Linked DNA regions of Homo sapiens: all the other regions are linked to region 4. The links are chromatin contacts, found by Hi-C or POLR2A ChIA-PET in ENCODE. All regions are on one chromosome and are shown on one strand. The core of a region is the stretch at or near the end of the contact, and the rest is flanking DNA. Distances in the headings are between cores, read along the strand shown. Region 1 holds the start of GUK1 (guanylate kinase 1). Region 2 holds the start of ARF1 (ARF GTPase 1). Region 3 holds the start of IRF2BP2 (interferon regulatory factor 2 binding protein 2). Region 4 holds the start of EGLN1 (egl-9 family hypoxia inducible factor 1).

Region 1 (3,689 bases), core at 681-3,180, 3.3 Mb after region 4:
GAGAGTGCAGAGGGCAGACAGTGAGTGGATGCGGGCCTTGCAGAAGCACAGCCACACCACCACCGCTGGAGACAGGGCGGAGGCACAGGCTGCCTGCCTGCCTGGGGAGAGACCAGTGGCAGGGCGGTCACCAAAGCCACCTTCCATGGAGCACACCCAAGGGAGAAAACTGTGGCCCAGGCCTCAAGGCTCCTGCAATCTTGCGGTGGAAACCACGGAGCCTTTGCCCTGACCAGAACACATGCGCCAAAGGTGTCTTCCTGTGGGCAGAGGGAAGCATTCCAGCAAACATTCTGTGCTCTCCACTCTCACCAACCCACAGTCGCAAACTCCAATCAGCTGCCTGGCAAGAAGCCACACAACCCACAACTGTAAGGACCTGCCAGGCACGTGGTCTCCACAGGAGCTCCGAGATGGAAGGTCTCCTGGGAGCCGCCGGCGCAGATCCATGTTCCGGAATGGTCTCTGCCAGAACGCTCCCTGGACTGGGCTCCCATGCTGCCCCAGCAGCCGCTTTCCTGGAAAGGCACTCCCTGCTGTGGCGGCATAATCTCCTCCTTCTGGCTTCCAGCCATCCTAAGGACTGAACAGAGTCACCACCTTGCCCCCGGCCCACTGTTCGAGGAGATGCTAACAGAGGGCTTGACCTTCTGAGAACCGAGAGAATTCAGCCCCCGCCTGGCCTCTCGTAAGACACAAACCACCAGACGTGGGCCTGGGCTCTGGGCTGGGCCAGGTGGATGAAGGGGAGGCTGGTGGTCCAGGCGGCTGCTCTTGGCTGCAGGGTTTCTGGGCACACATCCGGGTAGCACGCATCCTGGCCTTCAGCAACCTCGTTTTAAATGGGACCACACCAGGAGCAGCCAGGGCGCTTTCATTTTCACTTTCTTTCCCCGGGGGGGACAGGAACATTCCTTTACCTCCTGAGGAAATCGGGCTCTTCCAGAGCCACAGAGGAGTGAAGGCCCCAGCCCTTCACGATGCTGCGCGGCTATGTTTGGGTCTGTCCATCAGGGAGAAAGAAAAACCGGCCGAGTCTTGCACAGGGTCCTCGACAGCAACCCCAGGTAAAGAGCAGAGCAAGCCTGAGACAGGAAGGGGCCATGAGCCCAAAGACAGCAGAGCAGGACCCAGCCCGGGGCCTCAGGACCGACCTCTTTCATGCAAAGACGAAACCGAGGCCCACCACACGCAGGGTCAAAATCAACTTTGAGGCACCTGCTTCCCACACCAGTCCTTACTGGGGCATACTTCTAAGGCGACGCTCAAGAATGGCAGCAGGGCAGCTTCAAGAACCCCAACCCGGACTCTGGCTTTGGAGAATCCGAACCCCAAATGCCACACCCATGCGTCGGGAAGGCCTGCTGTTTCCCCAAGTCCCCGTCTCTGCGCCGTGCCGCGGAGTAGGCAGAATCCTGGGAGCCCCGGAATAGCCGGCTCCATCCGCCCAGGACCCCAAGGCTTGCAGGGTGAGGTGGGAACCGGAGCGCACACCGCGCCGGGCCAGCGGTAGGGACTCCCAGCTGCTCTCTTTGGCGGCGCGCCCAGGTGTCGGGAAGACACCGAGCGCTCCTATACGCCCGGGGAGCAGCTCGACACTGCGATAACTGCCGGCCTGCCCAGCTCCTGAGGAGCGCCCCGCCCTCCGGGACCCGGGCTCCGCTGCGTTGCCAGCCCGTCCGCCCTCCAGAGCTCCCCCGTTCTCAGGGCCCACAGTTGAATGCGGCACAGGGCGTCTCGGCTAGGAGGAGATCCGGAGGCGGCGTGGACTGGGCGACCGCAAAGCGCAGGGACCGCTGCCGCCTCGACCCGAGTCACCCTCGCGATCGCGCTTGTCGTACTCACCGTCCGGTGGGGCCCGGCCCAGGGCGGCCGCAGCCAGCCCGGCCAGCGGGCGCCGCAGCATCCGGGGCCACCTCTTCCGCCCACTGAACCTACGTGACAGCGCCGCACCGGCCCACCTCCGCCCGCGCGCGAGACTGACGTCATGAGGCGACTGCCCCGCCCATGTCTCACTCGTTCTTCCCCGCCCCTTAGGGAAGTACTTACCTCAGTGCCTCGCTAGCCCCGCCTCCACCTGCGCTGGCCTGTCGCGACCGCAGGGGCGTTCAGCACAGCGCCCTCCCAGCCCGTCTTCTCCCGCTGCGTCACAGCGCCACGCCGGCCCGCCTCCACACAGCGCGAACTAACATCACGACCCGCCGGCCCCGCCCACGGCGTACTTGTCCCGCTTGTCACTCAGAGAAGTACCTCAGTGCAGCGCGGGCCCGGCTTTCATCTGCTACGTCACAGCGCTGCCTCAGCCCGCCTCCTCCCGCTTATGTCACAGCGCCGTTTCCGTCCTCCATCTACACTGCAGGGACCTAACTAACGAACGACTCCGCTAGCCCGTTCCAAACCGGCCACTCTCCAAAAACCATTAATTGGGGAATGTGGCCGGGCGCGTGGTTCACGTCTGTGATCCCAGCTCTTTGGGAGTCCGAGCCGGGAGGACCGCTTGAGGCCAGGAATTGGAGACCAGCCTGGGGATCATAGGGAAACCCCTTCTGTACCAAAAAATTTAAAAACTTTTTTGTGCCTGTAGTCCTTGCTACTCGGGAGGCTGACGTGGGACGGTCGCTTGAGCCTGGGCAGTCGAGGCTGCAGTGAGCGGTGTTCGTGTCACTGCACTCCAGTCTGTGTGACAGAGCGAGACCCTATTTCTTTCTTTTTTTATTTTTTGAGACGGAGTTTCGCTCTTGTCACCCAGGCTGGAGTTCAGTGACGCCATCTCTGCTCACTGCAACCTGGGCCTCCTAGGTTCAAGCGATTCTCCTGCCTCAGCCTCCCGAGTAGCTGGGATTACAGGCGCCCGCCACCACGCCCAGCTAATTTTTGTATTTTTAGTAGAGACAGGGTTTCACCATGTTGGCCAGGCTGGTCTTGAACTCCTAACCTCAGGTAATCCACCAACCTTGGCCTCCCAAAGTGCTGGGATTACAGGCGTGAGCCACTGCACCTGGCCACGGGACTCTATTTCTAAAAATTATTTTAAATTTTTAAAAAAGATTTATTGAAGGCTGGGTGCAGTGGCTCACACCTGTAATGCCAGCACTTTGGGAGTCCGAGGCAGGCAGATCACCTGAGGCCAGGAGTTTGGGACTAGCCTGGCCAAAATGGTGAAACTCTGTCTCTACTAAAAATACAAAATCAGCTGGGTGTGGTCGTGGGCCCCTGTAATTCCAGCTACTGGGGTGGCTGAGGCAGGAGGATCACTTGAACCTGGGAGGTGGAGGTTGCAGTGAGCCGAGATCAAGCCACGGCACTCCAGCCTAGACGACAGAATGAGACTCCGTCTCAAAAAAAAAAAAAAAAAGTATTGAATGTGAACTGCAGGAGAGCAAGAAAAAAAGTAAAACTTTAAAAAATACAACTTCAAAAAAATGTGTTGGGGCTGGGCACCATGGCTCATGCCTGCAGTCCCAGCACTTTTGGAGGCCAAGGCGGATGGATCACTTGCCCCGGAGTTGGAGACCAGCCTGGGCAACATGGCAAAGCCTTGTCTCTATTTTTTTTAAATACTAATAATAAAACAGTTTGTTGGACAAGGGATTGTAACCTGGAATACATGTGCTATGTCATACCATAGGTGCTGCATTGGGGGAGGTGGGCAAGGAGAAGCTTTTTAGGCAAAAAAAGGGGAAGTTCAC
Region 2 (3,341 bases), core at 241-2,740, 3.3 Mb after region 4:
GGTGAAAATTCAAATTAAATGAGGACACCATCCATGCGGTCACACGTGTTAGACAATGGCTAACGCAACAGCAGAGGGCCACAGGGGCCGCACACAACTGCACCGCGGCATCTCACACTCCTCCCAACACACTGCGGAAAACGCCAGAACCACCAGCCTTGCAACAGCCGGCAAAGAAAACTGCTGACCACTAGTTCTGAAACAAGAACTACAACTGCCCACTCCAACAGGGGCAGTGGCACCAACTCTACAGCTCTCAACTAGGCGGCGACTTCGGGGACCATCCAAAGCCTCCGACCTCCCTTCTTTTCCTGCCCGCGATTCCGAGTGCATTTCTGCTCAATTCCTGCAAAGCAGCAACTGGCTGCCTGGACTGAAAGGGAGTGCCAGGAGGTGCCGTCGGAATGGTTATTTAACACTCTAGGTGCGCACGGCTGTCCAGCCCCAATCTCACACGCCGTAACCACCCAGGCTGTGCTCCGAGAGAGCGCTGGGGCCGGCCTCTGCGGCCTAGAGTCTGCGAGCAGGTCGTTCCGCAGGCAGGTTAAAGATTCAGGTAGGTTAAAGATTCACCAGCTCAGAAGAGGCCTTCTTATCTACTGCCGACAACGTCAAGGAAACCACCCTGGAGTTAAAGCGAAGATCGACCGGCCCTCTGGAGGCCACCGGTGCCCTGAGTGCTGACCCCAAATTGCGTCTCACTGGTGTGAAGGGAGGCACTCTGGGCTCCCCCGGAGGTCCACGCATTCCGTTCAGCAGACAGGGAAGGGCACGGGGTTCCTGTCCACCTGCCCGCCCGCTCTCACCACCCCTGACCCGGTACCGTCTTCACAGCAAACACGAACTGGATGGAGTCGGGAGGCGAAGATGCAAGCCCCCACCACCTACATGACCTTGACGGCGTCTCAGGCCGCCCGAGCCTCAGTTTCCCGGTCCCCGAGGCGGGGGTCCGCCCGGATGCCGCTCGCTCGCCTGTACTCGGGTGGGGGAGGCCCCACGACCCCCACCGGCCCCCGCGGCCGCTAATCCCAACCGTCCACGCGCGGGCGGCCTCGGGAAACGAGAAAGGCAGAGGCGAGGGAAGCAGGAAGCCCAGGTTTCCTGGAGAAGAGCCCGGCGTCCAAGCGGACTTCCGGGCGACGGGCGGGGGCAGGGACAGGCAGAGGAGGACAAGCGGCCGCGAGCGACTTCGGGAACCTGTGAGGGGTGCGAGGAGCTCACCGACCCGCCCGTCCGCCCAGCCCCGACTCCGGCCGGGCCCCAGCCTCAGCCCGGCCCGTCTGCGTCCGCCCCCGGCCCGGCCCTGTCGCCGCCGCCGCCGCGGGGGTCGACGTGCCCTTCGCGAACCTCAAGTCGCCCCGAGGCCAGTCCCCAGCCCCCGCCGGCTCCAACGTCTCTGCGGCCCACACCGGCCCGCGCCCCTCGCCCTCACCTCAGAGGCTGCTGCTCCGAGCCAGGCGTTGGTTTTGCTCCCACAAGATGGCGGCTCTGACGGCGGCCACGTCAGCGCCTCCGGGCGCGGGGCACGCCGGGTAAGGGGCGGAGACGCCGGGAACTCCGCCCACCGTGCGCCCGCGACGCAGGCGCGCTGGCTCCGGTAGGGCTGCAGGGGGCGGGGCCGGGGACACCCTGCCCCGGGCCGCGGTCTTAGCTCGCGCGCACCCTAGGGGCGCGCACCCGTCTGCGCCTGCGCCTGTGAGTCTTCCGCGAAGACAGCCTGTGGCTCACTCCCGCCCGTTTGGCGTATTTGGAGACTGAGGCCCGGGGGGCTCCTGCAGCAACTGGAGCTGCGGGGCTGGTTGCCACCTTCCTCCTCCCACACCCGGCAGTCACCGGGAGGCCTCGGGGACTGCGTGAGGACGGGGGTGCGAGGCGCCCCTCGCCGGGGTTGGGGTTCCTGGCTCCCAGGCTGCGCGGGTCCACGTGCCCCGGCCCTGTGGAAACCTGTGGCACTCGCGGGGCCACGGCGGAAGGTCCGAAGGCGGGAGGCTTGCTGTGTCCCCGCACTGGCCTCGGCGCCCCGGCGGCCGCAGTGACGCGCGGGCTCATACCTGGGCCCGGAGCAGACGCCGGGGAGCTGGCCGCAGATGAAGCAAAGGAGGAGGTGGCCTGGGGACCCCGGGGTGAGGCGGGGGCCGTGGGGGTGGGGCCCAGGGTTGGGGACGGCCGCCCAGAAGGGAGGTCACAGTGGTCTCTAATGAGCTGGCCTTTAAGCTGAGATCCAGTTGAGGCGGAGGAGATCCCGCTCTCAGGCACCTGAACAGAGGACCGTTGCAGTCCCTCTGTGTTCCGTGTGCTGGAGGCCTGGCTCTGCCCACCACCCTCAGGTCTTCTTGCCTCTTCCCTTGTGCTGCTGTGAGGGGTTGGGCTTGTGGGAAAGTGTCCCTGCAGCACAGTGCCCTGGGTATTGTGGAGGTCGGGAATCAACCTGATTTGTGCAGGCCGAGGCCCGGGGGCAGGGCCTGAGGGGTGGGATCACTGGGCCTGGCCCAGGCCTCCTGCGCCCCTTTGCTGCCCCCATCACCTACGTTGCTTGCCCCTTGGGCAGGGCGTCCTCACTGCCTCTGGAGGCTGCGATGGGCAGATCTCTCCCCCAGGGCTGCACCTGCGGGGGCTACGAAGGTCCCCAAAAGCGGTGACCCTCCTGCCCCCAAATTTAGTCCCTTTTTCTGCCTGGGGCTCCCTTCCGAAATCTCACCTCTGTGAAGCTGTGGCAGGGTTGTCTGTTTAGGGGAAGGACGTCTCCCACCCTACAGGCATCTCAGATACTCTTGGAAAGCCCCAGGGAGGGTTGTGGATGCCTGTGGAACCTTCTGGTTGTGCTGCCTCTCCCTGCTCAGCCAGAGCGGGGCCATGTGCGGACATTTCACGGGGGTTACATGTGGTTATGGCCTCTTTAGGGCTGAAGGGACCTGGCTTTGGTTCTCTGCTGGCAGAGCGTGGCCAGGGGTGGCTCCAGGGTCACTGAGCGGGGATTGTGTGGGAACCAGAGCCTGCCTCCCCTTCCTTTAAAATACTTTTTATTTATTTATTTATTTTTGAGATGGAGTCTTGCTCTGTCGCCCATACTGGAGTGCAGTGACACAATCTTGGCTCACTGCAATCTCCGCCTCCCGGGTTCAAGCAATTCTCCTGCCTCAGCCTCCCAAGTAGCTGGGATTACAGGCGCCTGCCCCTATGCCCAGCTAATTTTTGTATTTTTAGTGGAGACAGGGTTTCACCATGTTGGCCATGGCTGGTCTCGAACTCCTGACCTCAGGTGATCCACCCGCCTCGGCCTCCCAAGGTGCTGGGATTACAAGTGTGAGCCACCGTGCCTGGCCCCTTTAAAATATATATTT
Region 3 (3,361 bases), core at 862-3,361, 3.2 Mb before region 4:
CCAGCTTGCAGAGAAATGAGTATAATTAGGCCACAACTCTAATGGTGAGTTGTGTTTTCTTTTAGTATGTTTCAGTCAATGCTTAGTGGGGCCGTCTCTTGGGGGCGATGAGTTGGTTCATTTCTCTGCAGCACAAGGACTGGACTTCATCCCCTTTGGGCAGTGACGCAGTGGGTGAAGGCATGTACTGGAATGAGTGTCACAGGGTCTCTGAGGAGGGTGACCAAAGGGACAGGTCTTGAAAGCGGTGTGCAACAGCAGGGCCTGGGAGTGACCAAACCCGCTGGCACCAGCTACTCCCGGGAAGGATCTGGACAGGCCCCATTCTCCCAGCTTGGAGAGGGTGAGGCAGGATTGCAATTGCAGGGCAAGATCCAGGAACAGATGCAGAGACCTTTAAAACAGGCGCACCTTCTATGGAAATCCCCAAAAGACATTCAAGGTTAGCCTGTAAAAACATTTAGGTCTGACATTACGTTTTCTGTGCCATTTTCGAACAGGTTTTTTCATGTGTTTTAAGCAGCTCCCTCCACTGTTTCTCTAAGGGTGTTTTTCCTCTTCCTTGTGGTTAATCCTTTGAAGCAACCTGGTATTTTCAATAGCAACGACTAGAGAGAAACGTCAGCATGATTTTTTTTTTCTCTCCACCTACCAATCCAGTTGTAGGAAAGATAATATAATTAGTACCCTGTTCTTCCCACACTTAACCAGCTCATTCCAGTCTCAAGGGAGAGTTGTGGGCCTGTGTTCCCAACAAAAGCAGCTCCAGAGGCCGCCCTTAAAGAGCTTAAGTGTAAAAGTCCCAATTGAAGAGCGACTAAGCCTACGTGTATTAGGGAGACTAACGACCAGCCCAAAGTGATTTACCATAACACACACTAGCTCCTCCTCCCGATAAAAGTGCGAAACTCAAACATTCAATTCAGTCTGGGCTGAGTCTGAGGCTGCCAACGGTGGCAGACCTGCAGGCCGGGCTCATCCCGGCCTGGGTGGCATATAGGGCAAAAGTCCGCCTCCGTCGGCGGCCCGCCCTGCGGGACGGCGGGCCAGCCAGCCAGCCGGTCGCCCCCACGGCCCTCGGGAACCTCGCGGAGGCGAGCAGGACCCCCCCCCCCCCCACTCGCGCCCTCGCCTCCCGCCACCTCGAGTCCAAGTTCGGGCCCGGGGGCGGCGCCTCGACGCCCAGACTCGCCGAAGGGGGTGGAGCCTGCGCTGTGACGCGGCCGCGCTGGCCGTAGACCCCGGATCCCTGGAATGTGCATTCGTTCCACGAGGCCCTAGTGCCAGCGGCGCCGAGGCACGTCTGCGCGGAGCGTGCGCACTCGCGGCGGCGGCCGCCCACGGCCCCGCGCCCACGTCACGCGCCCGCCGCGCATACCTACATAAGGCAGCCGGGGCGACTGGCGCGGCGAGGCCCCCGATGAACAGGGCGGGCTGGACGGGGCTAAGAGCGGCACTTGGTGTTCGGGAGAGGCTAGTCCGAACCGCGCTCCCTCCCCTCCAGAGGGCTCCGTGGAAAACGCGCGAGCCAGCTGGCGGCGTGTGCACGTGGTGCTGGGCTTGGGAATATTCACAGTCTCCCTAGTTAGTAAAAGGGACAGGCGGGGCGTATGTCCTTTCCAAGACAAATGCAAAGCACCAGTGACGGATTTCATGCTATGTGTCCGACATTGAGCTTTCAAGTATAACTCCTAAAAAACCAGAACTGTGAACCACGCTAGACCTAAATTCCCCATTCTCAGGAGACTGACGGAAACCAAGTGACAAAGTGTCCTTGCATAAAAGAAAAAAAATGATTTTTAGCACGATTTGGCCCAGAGGCACACCAGAGGAAAACATCCTGAGGGTGGTCGGGACAGCCGGGTGGGGCGCGAAGTGAGGGAAAGTGGAGGAAAAGCACTCGATCACTTTGCGCGGTGTTCCGAAGGGAACACCGGCGCTGCGCTGCTGCGCTGCCCCGCGGGCGGGCGGGCGCCGCGTAGCCGGCTCTCCCGGCAGCGCTCCTTCGGCGCGCGGGGGGAGGGGGAGCGCGCGCGCGGGAGGGCGGGCACGCGCACGAGGGGAGGGGGCCCGCGCAGGCGCCGTGCGAGACTGTCGAAGAATCAAGTCTGTAGAAGTGGAGCGGTCGCGGCGGCAGCAGCAGCAGCGACGGTGGCGGCGGCGGAGCTGAGGCGGGCTGGCCGCTGACGCTGGCGCTGGAGAGCGGCGACGCCAGGAGCTGTGAGAGAGCGGCGGAGCGACCCGGGGCCCGCGCCGCGCCCGAGCTCCACGCCGCCCGGCCGCCGCCACCCCGGCGCGGCATGCCCCGCCGCTCGGGCTGAGCCTGCCCCGGCGGCCGCCCCCCGCCCCCTGCCCCCCCGGCCTCCCCGCCCCCCGCCCCGCACTCCGTGCCGGCCGCCGCCGCGACCTGCTGCGCTCCCCCGCGCCCGCGCGGCCCGTCTTCGCCCCGGTCTGGAGGCCCGCCGCGGCTCCGGCCGAGCCCCCACCGCCGCGCCCGCCGCCCCGCCGCGCCGCGCCGCCCGCCCGTGCCCGGGCCGGCCGGGGGGAACTGCTGCCGCGGCTGCAGCCCCTCACCTCGCGCCCGCCGCCCCTCGTGCACCGGGGGCGCTGCGCGGGCGCCGAGCCTTCGCGGGCTTTGCCGCCGCCGCCGCCGCCTTTGCGGCCGCCGCCGCCGCTGGTGGGGGAGACGCGGGGTTGGGGGGGGAGGAGGGCGCGCGTGGTGCCGGTGGGGGGCGGCGGCGGCGCCCCCTCCTCCTCCTCCGCCTCCTCCTCCGGCGTCGCGGGCTCCTCGGACATGGCCGCGGCGGTGGCGGTGGCGGCCGCGTCCCGGCGGCAGTCGTGCTACCTGTGTGACCTGCCCCGCATGCCCTGGGCCATGATCTGGGACTTCACCGAACCCGTCTGCCGCGGCTGCGTCAACTACGAGGGCGCCGACCGCGTCGAGTTCGTCATCGAGACGGCGCGGCAGCTCAAGCGGGCGCACGGCTGCTTCCCGGAGGGTCGCTCCCCACCCGGCGCCGCGGCCTCGGCCGCCGCCAAGCCGCCGCCGCTCTCCGCCAAGGACATCCTTTTGCAGCAGCAGCAGCAGCTTGGCCACGGCGGCCCCGAGGCGGCCCCGCGCGCGCCGCAGGCCTTGGAGCGCTACCCGTTGGCGGCCGCGGCCGAGAGGCCCCCGCGCCTCGGCTCTGACTTCGGCAGCAGCCGCCCGGCAGCGAGCCTGGCCCAGCCGCCGACGCCGCAGCCGCCGCCCGTGAACGGCATCCTGGTGCCCAACGGCTTCTCCAAGCTAGAGGAGCCGCCCGAGCTGAATCGCCAGAGCCCGAACCCGCGGCGCGGCCACGCGGTGCCGCCCACCCTGGTG
Region 4 (3,646 bases), core at 538-3,037:
TTTAAATGCTTATTTTCGTAAGCCATGAGATAGCTCCTTTATATTTTAAGAATTTCTGAATTAATTTGCTTGGATTTTATTAGTGCAAATGGCAGAGCTAGCAATTCCTTTTTCTGTGTTCCCATTCCATCCTATTCATCCCTCTTTTAGGAAACTCTGAACTCTGGATTGTCCTTGTTTACATACCTGCCTCCTGCATTGGACTATGTGTCTCTGAGTGTAGTATGACTAATTCATTTGTTTGTCAAGGACTCTCAATGCATTTGTTGAACAGCCTAATTAGTAATGTCTGCAACAATGACATTTTACTGTATTTAATAAAGCTCTGGGAAAGTAGGATACACATAAGACAGGTCTAGGTCTAAATTCTTTACAGAAACTTGGATTTTTAGTTCGGTTTGAAATTTGAAGATGTGAGTATATTTATCTCAGTTTCCCAAAGGACAAGCTAATTGGAATTATCATCCTCTTTCACTTGATTGGATCCCCAGAATGCCATTTACGCATGCAGCAGGATTTTATAACAGTTTTAAATTCTGTATATTTGATGAAGAGGTTTTATATTTTTGGATTCAAGCCTCTTTTTAAACTTCTACAATATGGTTTACAATAATTCCTTATATCCTGCTTTTGAAATACATATTACAACTTTTTAAGTTTGGAAGGCTATATTTCAAGGACTGAAGTTACAGTATACTCAAGTGATACACAAGCCTAGCACCCCACTTTCCACATAGTGTTCGATAAAGATTGATAAACTCGAAATCACAGACCTTTTAATTCTTAAGACAAATAGCAGCAGAAAGAAACATCTTTGGCTTATTTCTGGTAAGGTTTTTATGCTCTGTAAAACAAAGAATTGTATTCATCCGCGCAGCACAGATTCTATTAAAAATAAATGTGAGAGTCGTTAATGTAGTACTGCTCATTTACCATCAAAATTCACTTTTCAGGAATAATCCCATCAGTTTAAATTGGATATTGGAATGAGCATTGATTACATTTAACTTGGTAGCCCAAAATTTCTTCATGGGGTTTTGAACTCGGCGGGATTTCAAAGGTTTTAAAAATGAGTTTTTGATTTTTTTTAAAACCCTCAAATTTCATTACCTTTAAACTAGGTCGAAACGGGGCGCAAGAGATTGGATTAACACCATAGTAATACTTATTTTGTTCTTAACCATTTCAGGGCTTCTTGAAATAGAGGCTGTATGGTGTAATGGAAAAAACAGCCTTGGAATCTGGGAGCCTGATTCCTGGATTCAGTCCCAGTTTTGCGTGACCTTGGGCAAGTTACTTTACTTCTCTGAATTTCCGTTTCCTCCTCTGCAAAATGAGGATCGCAATAGCCACCTTGCAACCTTGACTGGAGCGAGCCTCGCACACCCCGCGCCGGCCTGGAGGAAGAGCAGCCATGATTACGCCGCCTTCGCTCCGCTACCCGCTTGCGGCTGGCGCCCTCCTCCAGCAGGTGTAGGCGCTGCCGCGCTGCCCCACGCCTTTCCGCCGCTCGCGGGCCTGCGCCTCGGCGTCCCCGAGGAGGCCGCTGCGGGCTGAGGTAGCGCACCGGCCTCTCGGCGTCCCAGTCCGGTCCCGGGCGGAGGGAAAGCGGGCGACCCACCTCCGAGGCAGAAGCCGAGGCCCGGCCCCGCCGAGTGCGGAGGAGCGCAGGCAGCCCCCGCCCCTCGGCCCTCCCCCCGGCCCTCCCGGCCCTCCCTCCGCCCCCTCCGCCCTCGCGCGCCGCCCGCCCGGGTCGCCGCGGGGCCGTGGTGTACGTGCAGAGCGCGCAGAGCGAGTGGCGCCCGTATGCCCTGCGCTCCTCCACAGCCTGGGCCGGGCCGCCCGGGACGCTGAGGCGGCGGCGGCGGCCGAGGGGGCCGGTCTTGCGCTCCCCAGGCCCGCGCGCCTGAGCCCAGGTTGCCATTCGCCGCACAGGCCCTATTCTCTCAGCCCTCGGCGGCGATGAGGCGCTGAGGCGGCTGCCGGCGCTGCGCCGGAGCTTAGGACTCGGAAGCGGCCGGGCCGAGGGCGTGGGGTGCCGGCCTCCCTGAGGCGAGGGTAGCGGGTGCATGGCGCAGTAACGGCCCCTATCTCTCTCCCCGCTCCCCAGCCTCGGGCGAGGCCGTCCGGCCGCTACCCCTCCTGCTCGGCCGCCGCAGTCGCCGTCGCCGCCGCCGCCGCCGCCATGGCCAATGACAGCGGCGGGCCCGGCGGGCCGAGCCCGAGCGAGCGAGACCGGCAGTACTGCGAGCTGTGCGGGAAGATGGAGAACCTGCTGCGCTGCAGCCGCTGCCGCAGCTCCTTCTACTGCTGCAAGGAGCACCAGCGTCAGGACTGGAAGAAGCACAAGCTCGTGTGCCAGGGCAGCGAGGGCGCCCTCGGCCACGGAGTGGGCCCACACCAGCATTCCGGCCCCGCGCCGCCGGCTGCAGTGCCGCCGCCCAGGGCCGGGGCCCGGGAGCCCAGGAAGGCAGCGGCGCGCCGGGACAACGCCTCCGGGGACGCGGCCAAGGGAAAAGTAAAGGCCAAGCCCCCGGCCGACCCAGCGGCGGCCGCGTCGCCGTGTCGTGCGGCCGCCGGCGGCCAGGGCTCGGCGGTGGCTGCCGAAGCCGAGCCCGGCAAGGAGGAGCCGCCGGCCCGCTCATCGCTGTTCCAGGAGAAGGCGAACCTGTACCCCCCAAGCAACACGCCCGGGGATGCGCTGAGCCCCGGCGGCGGCCTGCGGCCCAACGGGCAGACGAAGCCCCTGCCGGCGCTGAAGCTGGCGCTCGAGTACATCGTGCCGTGCATGAACAAGCACGGCATCTGTGTGGTGGACGACTTCCTCGGCAAGGAGACCGGACAGCAGATCGGCGACGAGGTGCGCGCCCTGCACGACACCGGGAAGTTCACGGACGGGCAGCTGGTCAGCCAGAAGAGTGACTCGTCCAAGGACATCCGAGGCGATAAGATCACCTGGATCGAGGGCAAGGAGCCCGGCTGCGAAACCATTGGGCTGCTCATGAGCAGCATGGACGACCTGATACGCCACTGTAACGGGAAGCTGGGCAGCTACAAAATCAATGGCCGGACGAAAGTAAGTGTGTGCTGCGGGTTTGTGCTGGACAGGCCCTTCTCGGCGGGCAGCCCCTGCCTGCGACTGAAACTGCCTAGGCTGAGAAGCAGCATTCCTCTATATAGAAGGGACTCGCTCTTTCTTGTGTAGCTCCCCGTAAGGAAGACGGACAGAATTTGTAGTAGCTGTTTATCTAGTTAGCCCCTTTGTATCCACTGTTTTCCACTTACTGCCCGTTCACAAACTTCTCCGGCTAATTGCATGGTTTTTTGACTCAACGTAGGCGCTTTAACTTTCCTATTTTCTTTTTTCCATTCCACTATTGGTCACAATTCAAACCTTAGTGGCGTTTTAGCCACCCAGTGAAGGGGTGTTAGAGTACCACCCAAAGCAAGTCCTGGTTCTGCATCTGCCTTGTGTTTGCATAAGCTGTTAAATTTCCTATGGTGTCTGAACCACTCATCACATTTCGATTGAGAGTCAAACGCTGTGTTCAGTTAGGAATTTGCCGGCTGACCGCAAAAAGGTACATTTAAAATAAGCATTTAGTCGAAAGACTCTGTATTCAGGAAGAGCTTGGCTACTCCCCTC

The links. A loop is a pair of places that touch in the nucleus more often than their neighbours do. ChIA-PET counts read pairs that join two places held with the same protein, here RNA polymerase II (POLR2A). Pooled maps may share reads with other maps.
Region 1: a pooled map shows a loop between it and region 4 (8-fold over the local background). The contact joins the promoter of GUK1 here to the promoter of EGLN1 in region 4. A Hi-C loop is called at or near these places in 1 of 168 maps with a recorded cell type or tissue (transverse colon) and 4 of 50 pooled maps. POLR2A ChIA-PET finds 5 or more read pairs at or near these places in 1 of 52 experiments (activated B cell).
Region 2: a loop to region 4 is called in a map of B cell, with 14 times the contacts of the local background. The contact joins the promoter of ARF1 here to the promoter of EGLN1 in region 4. A Hi-C loop is called at or near these places in 1 of 168 maps with a recorded cell type or tissue (B cell), 1 of 37 single-sample maps with no recorded cell type and 5 of 50 pooled maps.
Region 3: a map of OCI-LY7 shows a loop between it and region 4 (11-fold over the local background). The contact joins the promoter of IRF2BP2 here to the promoter of EGLN1 in region 4. A Hi-C loop is called at or near these places in 2 of 168 maps with a recorded cell type or tissue (OCI-LY7 and gastrocnemius medialis) and 4 of 50 pooled maps.

Annotation. Positions count from the first base shown.
Region 1 is chr1:228,138,520-228,142,208 of GRCh38, reverse strand. GUK1 (guanylate kinase 1) reads right to left here and starts at 1,930. Exons shown (of 8, transcript NM_001159390.2): 1 at 1,846-1,930. The coding sequence starts at 1,906. RefSeq lists a silencer at 1,344-1,903 and enhancers at 1,914-2,143, 2,254-2,303.
Region 2 is chr1:228,080,857-228,084,197 of GRCh38, reverse strand. It overlaps ARF1 (ARF GTPase 1), which reads right to left and starts at 1,490. Exons shown (of 5, transcript NM_001658.4): 1 at 1,433-1,490. RefSeq lists silencers at 1,104-1,203, 1,234-2,053, 2,064-2,193.
Region 3 is chr1:234,608,928-234,612,288 of GRCh38, reverse strand. It overlaps IRF2BP2 (interferon regulatory factor 2 binding protein 2), which reads left to right and starts at 2,111. Exons shown (of 2, transcript NM_182972.3): 1 at 2,111-3,361. The coding sequence starts at 2,795. RefSeq lists silencers at 887-1,486, 1,967-2,156, 2,217-2,316, 2,697-2,776, 3,017-3,296 and enhancers at 1,737-1,836, 1,939-2,636.
Region 4 is chr1:231,420,428-231,424,073 of GRCh38, reverse strand. It overlaps EGLN1 (egl-9 family hypoxia inducible factor 1), which reads left to right and starts at 1,787. Exons shown (of 5, transcript NM_022051.3): 1 at 1,787-3,076. The coding sequence starts at 2,186. RefSeq lists silencers at 1,322-1,646, 1,402-2,581 and an enhancer at 2,962-3,231.